Regions from separate parts of the Mus musculus genome. Here region 2 is linked to region 1. A link is a loop called in an ENCODE intact Hi-C map of the cell type or tissue named here. Cell type or tissue: left cerebral cortex. All regions are shown on one strand. Region 1 overlaps Zfp318 (zinc finger protein 318). Region 2 holds the start of BE949265 (cDNA sequence BE949265).

Region 1 (2,500 bases):
GCCAGAATTGGTCTTCATGGACTTGTTCCCGCTGGGACACCTTCTTCTTAAGCATGTCTACAGTCTGTGTCAGAAAGACCTCATATATGTTGCTGTGGCCCCTTTTGTTCCTCACCAGGATGCTCAGAGGGTCACTGCAGTTCTGTACCACTAGCATGACTGTGTTGCTGGGACCCAGACCCAGCCTGGAAAGGGTAAGACTGTCCTGGAGCACTTCATTTTGGTGGGCCAGGCGCTGCTGGAAAGCCGGCACACCAATCTTCTGGGCAATCTGCTTCTTCAGTTCTGACACCATCATGGAGTTAGTCACAGACACCAGGAAATTGTTACCCCCAGCATCTTCACCTTTAGGTCCCAGGCCATTGCTGTAGGCTCTAGCTCTAGGTCCCCTGGAATTAAGGAGTCTGCTTCTGGCTGCTTGCTCTCACAGTCAGAGACTGGATCAACTCTCACCAAAAAATAGAATTGTTAACTCAAAGGTGTTAACTTCTACTGGTGACTTTTAGGCAATTTAGGAATATTTGATCTTATTCCTTTCTGTCACTCCATAGAAATTACTGTCTGCTTTATCCATGTGCAGCACAGGCTTTCCAGGACACATAAGAAAAGTGATTTGATTTATTACTTATTTTCTTCATATTCTTAATGACTACATTATGTTTCTCTTTCTAGTCATCATTTGATTTTTAAATTTAACATATTTGCTTGCATAGGTAATATATTCAGCATCTACTAAAGGGTATAGTGAAATGGCTCCTCCCACGGTTGTTCTCCAGTTCCTTTCCACAGTGCTCTCCAGCTGCTTTTCTCCAAGGCAGTCAGATCTGTCCACAATCTTGAATAGTCTCTTTAAAAGCATTATATATATGTTTGTGTGTATGATATATATAATGTATATGTATGTACATATATAATTACATTTATTTCATTATGTATATAATATATGTGCATGTATGTATATGTGTATATGTGTATGTACATATATACACATATAATTATATTTAGGTATGTATATAATGTATGTATATGTAGTATATATACATACATAGTTACATTGATTTATGTATGTATGTGTGTGGCAGCACATTTGAGGTGATAAGAGGACAACTTTTAGGGGAGTCCCTTCTCTCCTTCCACTTTGTTTTTGAGGTGGGTTCTCTCTTGATGTTTCTGCTGTGCTTTGATTTACAGGCTACCTGGTGCCCATGAGTGTGGCATGTCTCCTCTCTCTACCTCCCATCTCACCTTATGAGGGCTGGGATTACATATGTATGACACCAAACCTCGTTACATGGATTCTGGAAATCAAACTCAGATCATCAGCTTAAACTTAATCAGATCATCTCACTGACCTCATATGATCTTGATATTCTTTTAGAGAAATTTTTCTAAAATATCTCTAAAATTCTCTAAAATATATATCTAAAGGATATATAAGTAGCTATGTATTTTTTTATTTAAAGATTTTTTTTTAATGTGTATGGATATTTTTACCTGCATGTATATCTGTGTACACATGCATACAGTGTCCCCAGAGGCCAGAAGAGGAGTTACAAGCCGTTGTGAGCCATCGTGTGGCTACTGGAATTGATCCCTCGTCCTCAATGAGAGCAGCTAGTGGTCTTAAAAGCCATCTCTCCAGCTCAGTCATTACATTCTTGATGTGAAAGAGCTATAGTGCCTAATTCATTTTCTTGGTCTTTGGATATAGATTCTATTAAGGTTCTCCCTATCTTATATAGCTTTTTATATTACACACTAGACATATGGTCATAATTCCTGTGATTGAGATTCCTGTGGCCATGATTCCTATGATTGTGTGACCACCTGCTTTTTTGCAAGTAGATAAATCTGGACTGCCTTGAATTTTTTCTAAGTATAGTTTTTCTCTCTAGGAATCAAAAATGAATGAAAAGTCCTGTATTAAGAGCCCTAGTTCTACTGAAAGCCTCCAACCAACTGTTAAGCAGTCTGACCAGCCTGTTGCTGCTTATGAGTATTATGATGCTGGCAGTCACTGGTGCAAAGACTGCAATACCACCTGTGGGACCATGTTTGACTTCTTCACCCATATGCACAATAAGAAGCACACACAGGTAGGTATCCTGACCTCTGTTGTTTCTTCTATCACCCTCATTCCCCTCCAACCTCTGTGCTCCCATCTGCATTACAAAGCTGGAAAATGAAACATTCTCAAAAGGGCAGGAGCCCATTCTGAAGAGCCAAGAGTTAACAACAAAGGAGATGCTATCCCCAGGGCTCAGTTCAGGGGACCTACTATAATTAAACACCATCTGAGTGTAAGTGAGGCTTCTCTCTCTCTTGATTCCTTGAGTACCTGAATTGTTATTTATCCATTTCTAGTACTTGAGCTAACTTGTTTTTACCTTTTCCACAGGTGATTCCGTTTAAACAGTTGGCAGAGTTGGTGGGTGGGGGTGGGTAGCTAAGAACTGCTGGTTCCCTGGTCTGATATTTAGGGGAAGAAAAAGAGAGAAAA
Region 2 (2,500 bases), 680 kb before region 1:
TGCTTGCCCTCCTCTGCCCTGCTTCATCTCCTGGGTGTTACATTCCACAGTGGAAAGTGATGCCTTGCTAAGATTACAAACAGGGCCGGCCTGGACTGCCCTGGGATTGCAGGGGCCAGCCTTTCCCACATGGCTCTCCCCCTGCCAAAGGCACTGGTAGGGGCTGATACTGGTGCATCCCAGCCTGAGGGAGAATCAGGACCTCTGGGACGGGGGCGGGATCGTCTGGGTCATCCTTCTTCCACGGGGTTGACACTTTGGAGAGTAAGGGGTCTGTGTTCAGTTGTCCCTAGTCGGCTTGTTCAGGGGATGGCTGGGGCCTAAGCCCTTGGATCTCTGCATGCCTGGCCTCTTCTGGCCCTTCACTTCTGCTCTTACCCCCCTTCAGGTTGAGCCCCCATCCATACTAAGCTGGAGATTTCCGCAGGCTCAGCCAACCGCCTGACCCTAATTATGGCGCCTTCATCCTGTTGGGGTTAAGCTCCTTGTGGCCTCTCCACCCCCCCCCCCCCGACCCCAGGGGCCAGGTCTGGGGTCAGAGACTAAGGAGGCCCAAGCCTGCTATGGCACCTAGAAAGAGCTGTCTGGTGTCCTCCAGGGGGTGGGGGGCTGGAGGAGAGGAGACCACTATGGGTCCAGGCCAAAAGGTTAAGTGGTTTCTCTGGAGAAGCCTAGGGACAGGGAGTTACTCTGAGGGCACTGGAATCTGAAGTCCAGTGCTCTGAGGATGGTTCTACCAAGAACCATTGAGAAAGAGTTCGAAAGGTAAGCCTGCCTTAGCCCTACTCTGCCTGGTTTTCATTTCCCTATTGCTCAGGACTGGGCAAGCATGGCTGGCCAGAAACCCTGCCCAGGGGATGGCCACAGTCAGCCAACTTGAGACTCGGCCTGTGGCACAGTTAAAGAGTCCGAGGCTCAGTGAATGGCAGGCTCTGGACGCAGCTCACCCAACAAGCTGGGACTTGAAGTTTCTAAGCCCAGGCCAGGTCATTTCCTCTTGCTCTCCTCTGTCCCCTGGAGACTTCTTGTCTGCTGTCCTGTTTGTTGAGTATCATCTCTTCTCATCTCATCTGTGTGTGGAGCTATGTGGCAGAGAGGAGCGGGTCACCTCTTTGTGCCTTGCATTCCCCTTTGTGATACCGACGAGAGGGAGAGGTAAGCATGGGGGGAGGGATAACTATTTCTGCTTCTGTCTGGGGTGGGGGCTATAACAGCAGGGACAGGAGTGCAGAAGCTTCTAGATCATGCCCCTATCCAAAGCAGCTGGTGTTTTGGAGCCAGGCAGAGCGGCTCTGCAGAAGCTGACCTGATTTGCCTAAGGGCCCCGCAGTTACAGAAATGACCACTAGGTGTCAGCCTCAGCTCATACTTGAAGTGAGGCTAGGCCTCCAGGTTGCAAACCCCCCTCTGGAGAGTTGGTTGCCCCACAGTTGCTTAGGTGGGGCAGGTAGTTGCTGCGGGAAGGGGTCTGAAGTGACACACCTTCCTGGGACCCGGATGACCTGGGTAAGAGGCTCGCTTCAGATTTTATGTTCAACAGTTTGCATTCTCCTCTGTCTCGGGATGTATACAGATTCTGCTGCACACAGAGGCAAGACGACCCACCCCAATCCCTGCAAGCCAGATCCTGTGAAGACAGCAGACCAGCCAGTATCCACAGCAGCCCCGTGCAATAGGCATGACTAGCAAGTCCCATGCTACAATGAGAAAACCAGTGCTCGCACCTCTTACCCACTTAGAGGAAGACAGGGTCCTCTGAAGCCAGATTCTTTTTCTCACAACAGATGGATTTCTGGAATATTCTAGGATGTCAAGCTGAGGCAGGCTTCCTGTAAGGTTAGGAGTAGTATGGTTGATGATATCCAAAATGAGCCCAGTAGATGGAAGAGGGGTCTTGGGGGTGCCTGGTGTCATACATAGGCAGGTTGTAGACACAGGGTGAGTGGGAGCCATTCCCTGTCCATGTCTTCCTCTGAGCAATCTCCCACTCCACGCTTCTGTTCCCTTCATCTGTGAAGTGTCTACAGGTGGACTTGTTTCGTCTCCATTCTGTCCCTGACACCTGCTCCTTTCCAGGACAGATACTAAGATGGACTGGACAAGCCACCCCCATATAACACCACTTCATGTTTAGACCAGCGACTTCTCAAGGTGTTTTTGATTTTGTGTTCTAGCAATTAAAAAAAAAAAAACAAACAAAGCTGCGTATATACATACTTGTGACTTAAGATTTTGTTCGTTTGTTTTTTGAGACAGGGTTTCTCTGTGTAGACCTGGCTGTCCTGGAACTCACTCTGTAGATCAGGCTGACCTCAAACTCAGAGATCTGACGCCTCTGCCTTCCGAGTGTTAGGATCAAAGATGTGCATAACCATGCCCCAAAATGTAAGTAAGCATTTTTACATATTCTTGTATTGCCCCCCTTTGGTGACATGTACTCATGCTAATTGGACAAAGGTTTGATGAGATACAAAATGAGAAAATGCATAGGTGTTTTGGA

The links. Hi-C counts contacts between places; a loop is a spot of excess contacts. Peaks named below come from ENCODE experiments on the same cell type or tissue, not always from the same donor. Only the 100,000 strongest peaks of a DNase experiment are listed, where the experiment ranks them.
Region 2: it touches region 1 in a loop (9-fold over the local background); 2 of 42 quality-filtered maps call a loop at or near these places.

Annotation. Positions count from the first base shown.
Region 1 is chr17:46,407,124-46,409,623 of GRCm38, forward strand. Zfp318 (zinc finger protein 318) reads left to right here. Exons shown (of 10, transcript NM_207671.4): 7 at 1,896-2,096. It also overlaps the pseudogene Gm9706. Among named protein-coding and RNA genes, the nearest start is that of Crip3, 21 kb to the right of the region's middle. In left cerebral cortex, a CTCF peak has its summit at 1,532; no DNase peak of the experiment used is centred here.
Region 2 is chr17:45,730,010-45,732,509 of GRCm38, forward strand. It overlaps BE949265 (cDNA sequence BE949265), which reads left to right and starts at 910. Exons shown (of 2, transcript NR_169044.1): 1 at 910-1,155; 2 at 1,574-2,209. It also overlaps a transcript of 1600014C23Rik not described here. In left cerebral cortex, a CTCF peak has its summit at 1,343 (motif pointing right); DNase peaks (open chromatin) are centred at 945 and 1,350.